Regions from separate parts of the Mus musculus genome. Here region 2 is linked to region 1. The links are chromatin contacts, found by Hi-C or POLR2A ChIA-PET in ENCODE. All regions are on one chromosome and are shown on one strand. Each heading gives the region's core, a stretch centred on a gene start or an enhancer-like site at or near the end of the contact. The rest is flanking DNA. Distances are from core to core; before and after follow the strand shown.

What was found. A loop is a pair of places that touch in the nucleus more often than their neighbours do. ChIA-PET counts read pairs that join two places held with the same protein, here RNA polymerase II (POLR2A).
Region 2: a map of heart shows a loop between it and region 1 (1.8-fold over the local background). The contact joins the enhancer-like site here to the promoter of Gfpt2 in region 1. A Hi-C loop is called at or near these places in 2 of 37 maps with a recorded cell type or tissue (heart and left cerebral cortex). POLR2A ChIA-PET finds 5 or more read pairs at or near these places in 3 of 5 experiments (all embryonic stem cell).

What each region holds. Positions count from the first base shown.
Region 1 is chr11:49,792,764-49,799,542 of GRCm38, reverse strand. It overlaps Gfpt2 (glutamine fructose-6-phosphate transaminase 2), which reads right to left and starts at 5,388. Exons shown (of 19, transcript NM_013529.3): 1 at 5,300-5,388. The coding sequence starts at 5,306. It overlaps Gm36507 (a long non-coding RNA gene), which reads left to right. Exons shown (of 4, transcript XR_003949545.1): 4 at 4,161-5,305.
Region 2 is chr11:49,751,513-49,758,867 of GRCm38, reverse strand. No RefSeq gene overlaps it. Among named protein-coding and RNA genes, the nearest start is that of Gfpt2, 39 kb to the left of the region's middle. Within about 2 kb of position 3,772, at least 1 of the 3 ENCODE cell types and tissues checked has a DNase peak (open chromatin) inside an H3K27ac peak, as active enhancers do; it is heart, where a contact is called at or near this core.

The DNA.
Region 1 (6,779 bases), core at 4,139-6,638:
TGAGATGTACGGATGAGCCTTACAGAGTGGGACAAAGGAGGTCAGAGGTGTAGGGGTCCCAGAGCTGTGACTTTCAAGCAGAGGGACTAAGGGCTGAGAGTAAGGCCATGCTTCCTCTTAGCCTGTGGGGGATTGGGGGCAGTCCTCATCTCCCAGGCTGACTCTTTACAAAAGCGGCATGTATTCATTCTGGATCAGCTGGCAGGGTCCCCCCAAGATTTACTGAGTTCTCTAGCTCCCACCTTAGAGGCTACAAAACTAATCATTTCCTATATTAGCTTCCTGCCCTTTTGTTTGACTGCCTACTACATATAGTCTTCATAAGAGCAGGGACCACATCTACATTGTCTTATCTGTTAGAGTCCCAACCACATAAGGCGTACGTCGGGTACACAATAAACAGCTGTTGGATGAATGCATGCGTGAATAAAGAAGCGACCAGAGATAACCAAAGGCAAGTGGCCTCGGAACTGAGCCTGACACAGCCACATGCCACACCTAGCCAGGCAGAGCTAGGTCTGCTTATTAGAACTCATCTCCCCTCTGCACAGGCTTAAGAGATCACTCAGGGACTCAGGCTCCACAGAAGTCATGCTGACAGGTTCAGAGTTCATGAGTTCAGTCTCCAAGTGACAGATAATGACAGTGATCAGGTCAGGGAATCGACTTCCTCTGGCCAGCACTGAACACTTAGAATCTACCTGCAGTCCCTAGAGTAGCTGGGGTAAGAGAGGGCTGGGTAAGGCAGCACAAGGATACACGGAGTGCAAGGTAGGAAGGCACAGAGAAGGGGACAGCCAGCATGGAGGGGATCCTGCTCTGTGAAAAACTGCTGAATTCAAATGCTCTACCACAGGGCTGGAGAAATGGCTCAGTGGTTAAGGGTGTATACTGTTCTTCCGAATGTCTCAAGCTCAGTTCCCATGAGTGCCAACATCAGTCCAATGTGTGTAGGTGTGCTGTGATTGCCCCTGGTGGCTTCCAGGAACCAGCTGGGTGCTCTCTTTTCCCAATTACTCATTCAGGGACTTCCCGTGACCCTCTCCTGAAACTGTCTATGGTGAGAGTACGTATACAATGGAAGCTAACAAACCAGGAGCTCAAGAGATGGCTCCAGTGGGTAAGAGTGAATACTGCTCTAGTAGAGAACCAAGTTCCATTCCCAATACCCATGGTCAGGTGGTTCACAACTGCCTGAAACTCCAGCTCCCAGAGTCTGTCTATGTTTTCAGCAACTCCAATTCTCAAAAGATATTGCTTCCTTCTGAAGCTACAAACTCTGAAATGACACAAGAAAGAGATGTGTTCTAGATGATTTGATTTTGTCAGAAGTCTTCTGATCTCCCTGAATGGACACTAAGCAATTGACACAGAAGACGTGCTCTCCAGCTGAGATAAAAGGCAATTCCTCTTTATACAGTGGACGATTCTCCCCCAAAGGCTGCAACATACAAGCAGACTCTGTGTGTGTGCATGCACACATGTATGTGTGCAATTCTGGACAAATCTGGAGAAATAAAACCCATGGCTGCTTCTCCTAGAGACCTAATAAACAGGCGGAGTGTGTACCATGTGAAGGGCAAGAGATGCTGTGAATGCCTTACCATATGGCCCAGCAACTAACTATTAAATAAATGAGGAAGTCTATTTGGTCCAACTAGGAATGTGGCACTATGTCCATGAAGCTGGAGGTATTCAAATGATCTTTCACTCGCCTTCTGACAGTGATGGGTCTAGTCTGAGAGTGCTAGGACCAGGGTGCTTGGGTGTATGGGGGTTCAGGAAGCCCGTTTATGAATCTCTGAATTGGGCCCTCAAGGGCAAGACTTGAGCAGCCAGGATTCTAAATATTTGAAAAGACTCTGTAGAGGTTTTGCTTTATGTGAGGAAAGTCTATACGGATGAGAGCAAAGGGGCTCAAGGGGCTCAAACTGTTTCAGATAATCCAAGAATCCAAAGAACCATCACAAGTGTCCTTTAAAGAAGGGGAGCCTGGCCATGGAAGAGGAGGGGGTCATGTGACCACAAGAATGGCGTGATGCTGTGCCCCTAGCCAGGCAGGCCTGTGAGCTCCTCTCTCTGCAGAGCTCACACTTAAACCTGGAGGCCCTACCGCAGGCCTCTCTCATTCCTCTTGCCCATTAGCTCTCAGTCTCTCTATGCGGTCCCAAACTTCTGGGAGTCAACAGGTAGCTCTGTGATGTTTCAATGAGTGAGACATCCAAGAAAGAGCCAGTGTCCATCACCTAAAAGACCACCAGAATGCTCCTCAGAAATACGGACTCAAGGTTGCTCATCTTTGAATCCTTTTTAAGATTAAAGAAAAATGTATATGAACTCTCCTAATTTTGAAATCTGATAACTAAAAAAAATATTTAAACCCTATGCGTTGAACAAAAAGCTGTCTGTCTGCCTGGTTCAGCCTGGTACTGCCAGGGTGTAGCCTATGTCTGAGGTATCTTTTGTGTAGCAGCATTTGCCAGCTGAGATGATCTTGTTGCTGGAGAGTGACTGGCTTACAGAATGGCCATTTTCTTCACCTGTCCCTTCTTAGAAGTAATGAGTGGCACAGCCACATGCCCTTTAGAACCTCAGAGCATAGAAAACATAGAACCTCTCCACAGGCAATCATTTGCGATTTCATGAAGAATAAAAGCAGGAAGGAAAGGAAGACCACAAAGGGGGCAGGGAGAAAGAACACAGTAACCTTCCTATTGGCAGGAAGTCAACAGAATGCAGGGAACTCTGATGTCAATAAAACTGCACGTGGGTACCTACGAGGGTTGGCTTAATAGTGGCTCTTTCTAGAATCACCTGGGAAGCGAGTCTCAATGAAGGTGGATTTAAGTTGGCCTGTGGGCATGCTTGTAGTAGATATTTTGACTTGTATTAGTTTAGATAGAAAGGCTCACCTTAAATATAGATGGGGCCATTTTGTGGGTTGTGTGCTAGGTTGAATGGAAGAAGGCAGGTCGCTAGGGAAGGCGGATTGCTAAGTGCTGCATGCGTTCACTCCTGTTCTCTGCTCTCGCCTGGACTTAATCTACCTGGGTCCCTCACATTCCTGCAACCTGGATTCCCACACAATGATGGACTGTAACTTGGGACAAGTCCTTTCTCTCTTAAGTTGCTTCTGCCAGGATGTTTTCTCTCAGCAACAGGAAAGGAAGCTAAGACAACATTTAAGGGTCAGCTTAACTCTTGGTACACTAAAGCACATCTGTTCTCTTTGAGGGTTGGTTCCTGTTGGGCCCCAGCTTTCTGTGGATGGAGACATCATTGGATGTCATATCTCATCAGCTTACCATCCCATAAGGCCTTTGGTCTTGATCCCTGAAACCTGAGGCTGCTTTGAATGAAAGCAGCAGACATGGCCCAGGACATTGAAATGACCTTAAGGTTCCTATTCAGACAGGCCTCCCTGGGGCTCAGTTTCCCCCAAATGTAGAGTGAAACTGATTCAATATTTGTTGTACCCTTGTGCCAAAAACACGATCATTATCATTTTTTTTTCTGTAAAAGTCACTAAATTGCAAGTGAAAACGACCATAAAAGGAAAGCCAGTATCCAGTGCAGAACACGAAGTCCAAGAGCACCCAGACCAGTATGCTCAATTCCAGGCAGCTGGCTGGGTCAGACATCAGCAAGGACGGCTTCAAAAAAAAAAAAAACCCTGAAGTTTGAGGAGTTAACCTCGCCTAGCTCATCTGGCTCCTTTGATTCTGGTTCTGAATAGGCGCACAGCTGGGCCAAGACTTCTACTGCATCCTAGACATTCTTTGGTGACCTCAAAGCACTTCTCATACTCAGTCACAAATCAATACCAAAGTCTAGAAAGGAGACGGGTTGGTTATAACCCAAACCCCATCTCTTCCAAAGGGTTGGAGGAGACAGTTCTCCAGAGCTTGGAAAGACACAGAAGAAAGGCAGACGCCAGGAGGAAACAGGGTGGGAAGCTGAGGTGGTTGATGGTGGAGATGCAGGGCCATCTGAGAGGCTCAGCAAGGAAAGCCCTGGAGCTCAAGTAGTTTCAGGTCTCTTGCTAAAGTCTGGTTCTAAAGCCACCGGTGGCTAAAGATCTACAAGAACTCAAACGGGGGGGGGGGGCGGGCGGGGGGCGGGTTGAATCTGACAAAACTTATACATTTGTTTCATTTCAGTGTCCAGAAACGCCTGAAGCAACCTTTCACACACGTTGCCAAAGGATGCCCAGGAGTCCTAAGATTCTGTCTGAGGATCCAGGATTTTAAACTGACCCCGGCTCTCTCTGGATGAGGCTGCGTCCCCATGGTTCCTGCCTAATCCTTGCTCTGTGGTTCCTTTCTCCTGGTCTCCTGGCTCATGAAACAAGGCCTGTACAGACCTTGGCTTTGGACTCACCCACTGGCACACCCCACCCCACAAGCCTTCAGCAAAGTCAGAGAGGCGCCTTTCATGGCTTCAAAAGTTCCACCAGGTTCTCCAGCCGCAGGGGGCTGGAGTGGGTAACTGAATCCTACTCAAGGCAGGAAAAAAAAAAGCGCACAGTGACCTTTTGTCCCAGAAGTTCCCGGCTTTCCCCGGCCAGCCAGCCAGCGGAGGCGGCCCAGCCAGCCAGGAGGGTAAGGAATTGCAGATGTGCGCCCAGGGCGGCCGCCTCCCTTCTGCTCTCAAAACCCGGCTGGACACCTCGGCGTCGCTCCGGGCTGCGCAGCTATCCGGTCCAGGGCTCCCGCTCCTAGCTTTGGGCCAAGGCTCCGGGGAAGTCACTATCTATCCTGTCGCCAAGAGCTCGTTCCAGCAAAGCTTTTCCACAGTTCCCACCCTTCTAGGGACAGGAGATTCTTTTTGAGTCGCAAGCAAGATGGGCAAACCTTTCTGAGCGCACCAGGAGCTGTTTGGGACGCCCCGGGGCGGGCTGCTGACACCGCACAGGTGAGGTCTCCTGTCCTCGGTGGGCGCGGCAAACTGGGACTCTGGACCACCACTCCGAGCCCGGAATGATGAGGTTGCTCGTGGCGGCCTTTGTGGGCCAAGTGAAGGAAGCACCCTCCTGGTGGAGACACCTCTGTGTTGCGGGGCTCCTTTTCTGGGACCTGCCTCGTTGCCCCTGCTCTGTGAGGTCCTGGCTTGGTTCCTCTTACACGGAGTTTAGTCGTCCTCCTCCCCACGCCCCCATGTCCCCGAGACGTCACTCTGGGTCCGCGCGCGGGGAAGGAAGGCCTGGCTAATGAAAGCCCCACAATCGCCGCCCCTAGCAGGTCCCCTGTGCCTGGCTCTCTGGCCTAGGCTCTGAGGGAGAAGGCCGCTGTGCACTCACCGCACATGGTGGCTCCGATCGCTCCAGACGCTCAGACGACTCGCTGCGCCTCGCGCTCCCTGGCTCAGGCTCCCGCCGCTCGGTCTCCTGCCCTTATAGCCAGCCAGTAGCCCTCCGAGAGGGGTGGGGCTGGGGCGGAGCCTCCTGCCGCCTGCTTGCTCCTTATTGGTTTCTGGTTGTCGTGACAACAGCGGGGGGCCCCCAAGACTCAGGGTAAGGGGTGAGGGGCGGCTCCCAAGCTCCAGTCTCTACTGTAAGGGGAGGGAGGAAGCCCAATCGGTGGTAAACACCTTGAGTTGGAATTTTGAGTCAGTCATATTAGACGTGAAACTTTAGCAAGGGGGACAGATCGCTCCGTGCCTCAGTTTCTTCATTTGTAAAATGTGATAATAATAAAATGTACCTCTCAGATCCTCCTGAGGTTAAGGCCAGACAGACTGTGTAGACACAGAGTACAACCAATCTGTCTCTCTCTGTCTCTGTCTCCCTCTCTGCCTTTCTCTCTCTGTCTCTCTGTCTCTCTCTCTGTCTCTCTGTCTCTCTCTCTGTCTCTCTCTCTCTCTCTCTCTCACACACACACACACACACACACACACACACACACACACACACAGAGTGGACTCCTATTCTTGCAACATGCCCCACTCACTATTCCAAACTTCTTTCAGAGCAAGAAAAAGTAGCACACACTAGGCTTGTGAACTTCTTCCAAGCCTGCCAGGAGCAAACTGGGCTTGGCTGAAAAAGGGAGAAAATTGAAGCTCCTTATTAAGATATAAGATATTGACCAAGATGTGCCAGAGCCCGGACCTGAGAGGTGCAGGGGGTAGGCATCCCCCAGGTCTAAAGGAAAGCTGGGCCGCCCCGGAAACCGCCCCATAATGGAGATGCGCTGGCAGACCCGTCTGGCAAGCCGTGAGCCTGCATCCAAGCCAGGGGCTCCACCGCCCCACAGTGACCTGGAGCCTTGGTTCGACCCTGCGACGGATGAGTCACGAGGCTGGCTTTCCCCCGCCCTAGTTCCCGGCTGTCTCCTCCTCTCCTCTCTGTTCTCCAGCCCCCTCATCTCCTGAGAAAAGACCTGGCCCAATATTTGCTCACTTTGAAGCCATCTGTGTGTGCATGGTTTAACTTAAATAAATAAATAAATTGTTGAAATCTAAATCAATGGTATTCCCCAATTATAGTTTTTAAAGAGAAAAACTAGCGTAAGTCTTGTGTTTGGCGTTTTTTTTTTGTTTTGTTTTTTTTTTTTTCCGTAGCTTTGCAGCTCCCTGGGAATGGAGGTGTTGTGCCCACTGAGGAGTTTGAAATTCGATGGTACTGACTGAGAAGGTTGGGCTGAATCATCTGATGCCTAAAGCTGACTCAGGAGCAGCACTGCTCCTTCACCTCAGCGACGCAAGGTGACACTCATTCATTCATTTACCCATTCATCATTCATTCCCAAATCTGCACTTCACATCTCTCCTGGTGATAG
Region 2 (7,355 bases), core at 2,523-5,022, 39 kb after region 1:
CATTGCTCTTGGATGCCCATTAAAACTAGACGTTAAGACCTCATTGCTGAAGATACCACCTGGCATCCATAGGCACAAACAGGGCACACAGACAGGCTACAGGCCGTTAAAACACTCATACACATAAAACAAAAGAAAAAGTTAAAAAGTCCCCAACTAGGGAGGCCATAACTATTGTTTTTCTAAATAGACAGTTTGTCAAATTACCTTATAAATATTTAGAATTGTACTAATAATTTCGAGTTGCCCTCAACCTTCGCTGGGGATGCTTGTTTTTGCAGAGAACATTGGTTGACGAAGACACTCATAATTGGCCAAAATGCTGAAACTAAGTTACCGTTGAGTGCTCAGTGCTAAACAGGACACTTATGTCAACTCTTCCAGGGCTCAGGAAACATCAAGGAAGAGGGGACAGAAAGGGATGTATGAAGATGGGATGGGAAAGAAGGCTGTGAAGTGCTGTAAAGACAGAATAAATTCACCGCAGCTGCCCAAGGCCAAGTTTCTCAATAGTCCACCATGGATGGGGGTGGGCCTCAGAGGTCCCACCTCTCACTGGAGGAGCGGTTGGCAGCTGACGGCTACTGGTGGAAAGTGAGTCATTTTTCTGCAATGATGTGGCCACTGGTAAGTTGCCCATACTCCAGTAAATAGCCCCACACCCAGACTCATGCAAGATGTCCTAATTAAATTTAGTAGATCATTAGAAAAAGAAGACAGGACATGATGCATGTAAATAAGAGGAAGGCTTATGAGGATTTGTTTTAGAGAATGGAGGAGATGAGAGAGAGTGATGGGGACAAGTACACAAGCTGGGTCAAATTATATCCCATGTATGTAAGAAATGGACAAGAGTCTGTACAGATATCCATGATGTGCGATCAGGCTCAGTACCATGTGTAGGTTCATGTGAACTTTTCACAAGGAGTTAACAGTTGGATCTGGTTGTGTTGGGTTAGAATGGGTTAAATCAGATTGATTTAAATTCTAAAATAATAGTAAAACAACAAGAACCCAGGAAAGTAAAGAGACCAAAGCGGGTCTTAAAATAGCATAAGCAAGAGTCCAAAGTTTAATTTTATTGTAGTCGTCTCTGAGTTGTTTCGTGGATGACACCACACTTTCTGTTTCACTCAAGGATCTTTGCAAGCTTTAAACATTAATGAAAGATGCCTTGTTCTACTCTGAGCTGAAAAGACATTCTTTTCTTCTTCTAGAAGTAGTGCTGGTTTCTCTTTCCCATTTAAATCTGCGGTTCATTTCAAAATACTTTTCAGGAGCTTGGTGTGGTGGTGTGTGCCTACAGTTCCTGGGGAGGATGAGGCAGGAGGATCTAGAGATTGAGGCTAGCCTGGGTAAAAAGTACTTTTGCTTACTCATAGACAATATTTTAAATGTAACAAAGTAAGTCACATACCGGGAGAAATTTCTTATAGACTGACAGGTGACTAGAATCTAGGATACACATACACACACACACACACACACATACACACACACACACACACACACACACACACACATATCCCACAAAAAGCCTACTCATCAAAAAGAAAACAAAACACACTCTCCAATAAAAAAATTTGGGGAAAATCATCATAAGGAAAATGCAAATCAAAATCATGATGACAGGTCACTACATTCTTGTTAGAATTGCTAACTTTATTATGTTTTAAAGATTTATTTTTATTTTATGTGAATGAATGTTTTGCCTGCCTGTATGTGTGTGTACTGTGTGTGCCTGTTTCCCCTGGATGCCAGAAGAGGGGCTGGATCTCTTGGAACTGCAGTTACAGATGGTTGTGAGCTACTATGGGAGTTTGGGAACAAGAGTCCTTTTTTTTTTTTTTTTTTTTTCCGAGACAGGGTTTCTCTGTGTAGCCCTGGCTGTCCTGGAACTCACTTTGTAGACCAGGCTGGCCTCGAACTCAGAAATCTGCCTGCCCCTGCCTCCTGAGTGCTGGGATTAAAGGCGTGTGCCACTACGCCTGGCATAACAAGTGTTCTTAATCACTGAGCCACCCTCTCCAGCCCCCAAATATTTTCTTGGTTTAATCTGGGCAGAGGTTACATGGGCCTAAGAGTAAGTGTACTAGAAATGGACTTGGGACTTTTACTCCATGCAAACTACCTCTCCTCAAGAAGAAAAAAAACACAAGAGCCAGTGAATGGACAGATCCAGTCTCTGACATTGCAGGTAGAAGAGTATGTTCTTGAGGAGGGCCTGACAGACTTCCAGGGAAACATGCAGTGGCTACATGCCTACCGAATGGGACAGCGCTTACACACGTGTGTCTGTGTGCATCTGTGTTCCTGTTCATATTTAACTGTGCAGTTCATATATCCCAGCACACAGTTGCTTGGCCGACCTTTGTGAACATCCGTGCTTTTGAGTAGCTTTACATACTGCTCGGACCCCTGCTCTGTGAGATCCTCCATTCCTCCCACAGTGTAGCCTTGGAGGGCATTTTGCCCCAGGGACCAGTACTGGAAGAAACAAATTAGAACTGGGCTCCCTTCTACCTTCAACAGGGAACTCGAGGGCCTTCTTGCTTCACTCTGCCCCCATGCTTCTCCTTCCTGACAGCCCATCTCCCCTCAGACCTCCCCTTTTGGGGGAGGGGTTCAAGGCAGGGTTTCTCTGTGTAGTCCTGGCTGTCCTGGAACTCACTCTGTAGACCAGGCTGTCCTGGAACTCATGGAGATTCACCTGCCTCTGTGTGCCACCCCACACCATTCTTACCAGTGCTTCCCTCCACCTGCTGACCCCATGTCTGAGCTCACGGCCTGCCCGTCTCCTTTCTCTGAGGCCCCTCTGCCATCCCTTACTTCAGATTCACTTCTCCGGCTCCTGTGAACAAGGCCTGTAAATAGTGCGGTCTGGGAAAGCCAACTTAGAAAGACCCTTTCATCCCTAGCTTCAATACTGCTTCCACGAGGCCTTGGGCAGGGGCCTCAAAGAGGAGTCATCCCCAGTCCTGCACAGGGGAAAGTTATGTCTCCTGCCAACCAGCTACAGACATAGCAGAACAAGTGGGGCCAGGAAGTGGGTGCCCACAGGCCCAGGATAATAACCACACTGCTGGGTCCTCCATAGAGGCAGGTGACCCCCTCACTCCTCTGTCCCTCAAGGAGCTTCCCAGGTATGGACTCTCTGTGAATCTGTCCCCGTTGCACAGATGTTGTGATGTGGCTGGGATATCTCCCAGCTTGCACCAGGCTTGAACTAGACAGCTGCTGGGAGGGTCTTGCATTCCCTAAGCCAAACTTTGCTAACATTCATTATCCCCTATTGCAGACAAACAGTTCTGACCTTGCCATCCCCACGGGCAGCAAAACTGAAAGTGTGTATGACGCCAGGGAATAAATCAGAGGCTGGCCGAGGGGTAAGGAAAGTTGTGTGGCTCAGCAGGGAGGAAATGACAGGCGACGTAAACAAGCATGACTTCATGTGTCCCCACACTCCCCTCTGAGGTCAGACAGACCCCTCCCGTCCCCTGGGCCTGATGTACATGATTCTCACACGTCAGAGCTGGCTTTCTTGACCACACAGGCACATGGGCCTCTAGGGAAGAACATGCAGTTTGTACACCCATGAAACACAGGTCAGAAGTGTGCTGGGCGTCTCTGGGAGCTTTCCTTGCTTTGAGTGTTGAGAGTGCAAGGAGTGGTCTTTGTTCCCTGATCATGGGGCCTCATGGAGGAATATTCCATTACTGCTTATCCCGTGTGGCCAGGAAGGAAAAGGGGGAAGCCCCAGCAGATCTCTGAATGTCCGGCAGAAAGAGGAGAAGGAAGCTTTGGAAACGAACGGATTTTTCCACTGTGTCTTGAAGGAGCTTACCAAAAAAGATAAGGGAAAAGATCTCAGGCATAGAGGACAGAAGAGCCACCTGACAGACAGCCAACTGCAAGGGCTAGACAGCTGGGACCCAGTCAGTGTCGACCTGTCTGCTTCTGTTTTCTTCCTTTTAAATTCAGGAATTGCAGGCTCAGTGTGTGGGGTGACAGGGATGGCCCCACCCTGAAAGTTTCCAATGATGGATACCTTTCTGCTTTCTCTCCACTTCCAAGCTACAAAGTTCTGGCTGAGAGAGATGATGGGCCGACTTCACATAATCCTGGCTCTCTGGGTATCCAGAATTCCTATTTCCAAGTTTTTTATTTTTATTTATGTACGTTGGTGTTTTGCCTGCAGGTATATCTGTGTGAAGGTATCTGGTCCCCTGGAACTGGAGTTACAGACAGTTTTGAGCTGCCTGTGGGTGCTGAGAATTGAATCTGAGTCCTTTGGAAGAACAACCAGTGCTCTTAACTGCTAAACCATCTTTCCAACCCCCTCCAGGCTTCTTATCACTCATCCTCCCATGTCTATACTTTCTGAGTACTCCCAACTCTGACCATAAACTTCAGACAAGGTGGGGAATTACCTTCAATGTCTGGAGTCAGGCCTTGAATGCTGGCTTCAGGTTCTCAGTTTGGGTATTAAGGAGGAGAAAGGGGGCTAATGGGATAACCCCCACTAGGGGCTTCCGCCACCCCTGCCTCCATGTCCTCACCTCCTGTGCTATGTTCATGGTTGGTGGGTAAGGGAGAGTGACTTTTTCCATAAAGAATTGTAGTCAACACATACTTGAGGCCAAGGCTGGGACATAGCCCAGAGCCTTGACAGGAACCATGCATGTGCGCACAGTCAGACATGTGTGTGTGTGTGTGTGTGTGTGTGTGTGTGTGTGTGTGTGTGTGTTAGGGATGTCTCTATCTGATCCAGCTCATTGGTGGCATGGTCATAGCTGTGGTCCAACCCCTACCATGAAGCTAGTAAGATGCAGACACAGCTCCCTGCTGGAGAAGCAAGCAGTTGCAGCGATTGTGAGCAGCTGGGGAGATCCTTGTCTGAAGGGATGGCCACCACCCAGCCACAGTGGAATTGTCAAACTCTGGATCACATGTCACTGGACCACAGTGCTGTTTCCCCTCCTTCTTTAAAACCTTTCTGACATTAAAATGTTGACTACAGTTCAGAATGTTCTGTGAGGACCAGTTCAAACAAACATACCTAAGGGCTGAGATGGGCCCCAGTGACCCTCTGTGTCCTCTGCTCTTTAGTAAAATGTGGCACTTGATATAAACACAAGGGTCCTGAGGCCCAGAGGCTGCCACGACTGCCAACAGGAAGCAAGGACAGATTCAACACCTTCTGTCTCTCCACCCTGGGTCAAGTGCACAGCTGAAGGTTTGCTGCGGGCGACCCTGTAGTGAAGCTAAGAAGAGGACCTCACAGAGTCATATCCTCAACAGATACTTAGGAAGGGGCTTCTAAAGCCTCAGCCAGGACCTCAGAGCCACCCCACCCCACTGCACCCCCACACAAAGGATACTTGGGCAAGCAAGAACTGATTCATGAGGCCTGGGGTTATCCTAGGATTATCCTGGGTTATCCTGGGGATATACAGATGTGGCACTGACCAAATGTCTGGGTGTCTCTCCTCATCACTCTCCACCCAGCTCCAGAGTTACCCAATAGACCTCATTAGAGGTGGCAGGCAGACAAGCTGAGACTCACGGTGTGACAATGTCTTAAGGAGGCCGCTACAGTCACTTCTCCAGGTCCCAACTGATACACTGAGGAGGGGCTGTGGGGGAGGGGGATTGGGGCAATTGACTTGGAGTCAAGGTGACTGTAGAAGGACATGAGGTGCCCATGCTTGCAGAAAAGCACTAGAGAATCAAGAATTGTTACATGCACAGCAATCAGTCTCATACAGCCTACTGGTTAAGGGTAGAGCTGTGTCCCCCTCCCCGTCTCAGCAGTGGGATTTTTATCTTGTTTGAACCAGCACATGCCTTGTTCATGGTGTCACTCTTTGTGAGTTCATATGTGTATCAGGAAGACACACATGTTTTTCTTTGAGTTTTTCACTACCTCTGGCTCTTACAATCTTTCTCTTTCACAAAGATTCCTGGGCCTTGAGGGATAGTGTTTAATAAAGACATCCCATTTAGGACTGGATGGAAGCTGCTACTTTTAAATTTACCCTGTACATGGACTGAAACTTCCCACAGCAATTCTGGCATTAAGAGCAGTACCATTCCCAGATCAAGACTTCCCTACCTTTGAACTTGCTTTAAAATTCTCTTCAGCAGGGTTGGAGAGATGGCTCAGCTGTTTAGAGCACTAACTGCTCTTCCAGAGGTCCCAAGTTCAATCCTCAGCAATCACATAGTGGCCTGCAACCATCTGTAATGGGATCTAATGCCTTCTTCTGGTGTATCTGAAGACAGCTACAGTATACTCAAATAAATAATTCTTTAATTTTTTCAGATTCATTTATTTATTTAATGTGTATGAACACTTTGATTGCATGTACATACATCTGTGTACCATGTGTGTACCTGCAGAGGTAGAAGAGACCTTTGGATCCCGTTAAAATGGAATTACAAATGGTTGTGAGCCTCCATGTGGGTTCTGAGAGTTGAACCCAGGTCCTCTACAAGGGCAACAAGTATTTTTAATCTTTTGAGTCATCTCTCTAGCTCTAGACTCCTTTTTTCTTTCCTTCTTTCCTTCCTTCCTTCCTTCCTTCCTTCCTCCCTCCCTCCCTCCTTCCCTCCCTCCCTCCCCCCCTCTCTTTCTTTCTCCAAGACAGGGTGTTTTGTTTTGTTTTGTTTTTCAATGTAGCTCTGGGTGCTCTGGAAACTCTTTCTGGCCTTGAACTCAGAGATCTGCCTGCCTCTGCCTCCCAAGTGCTGGGATTAACGGTATGAGCCACGACTGCCAGTAACTCCTTCCTTTTGATTGCTACAACATCCCCTCTTCTCACTGCCTCAGGCACAGATTCTGTAACTTTGTGAATGAACTGGTAATCTTCATGTGGAGACTGGCTGGAATGCTGTGAGGAGAGAGTTAAGATATTCTATGTGGTTGCTCAACCCTTGTCCATTTCCCTGGGAGCCCAGAGCCAGGACTGTACCACAGCCAATTTTGGAGACTATGACACTAATTTCTGATAAGTGATGTTTTGTGTACACCCAGGTCAAGAAGGCCACTGCTAAATGCTGTTTTCTTGGGACTTGCCAGGATCGAGCTGTGCAAGCATTAAGATACTCCATATATCTGTTTTCCCTGGTGGGGTCCCAAGGGGTCCCACAGCATTCTGTGCCTATGAGAAGCCCTCATTGGAGCTTGTAGATCCTGAGACTTGAGTGGCTTCCCTGGGTGAAGGCATCTCATCAGGATCACTTCTACAGAGCTGATGTGACCTGGGTAACACCAGTCTAAATAGGGATTGGTTCATATGCTTAATCTTTCTTCTAACACAAACCTTTCTGCTTCTCCCCATACCTTTTTCCAT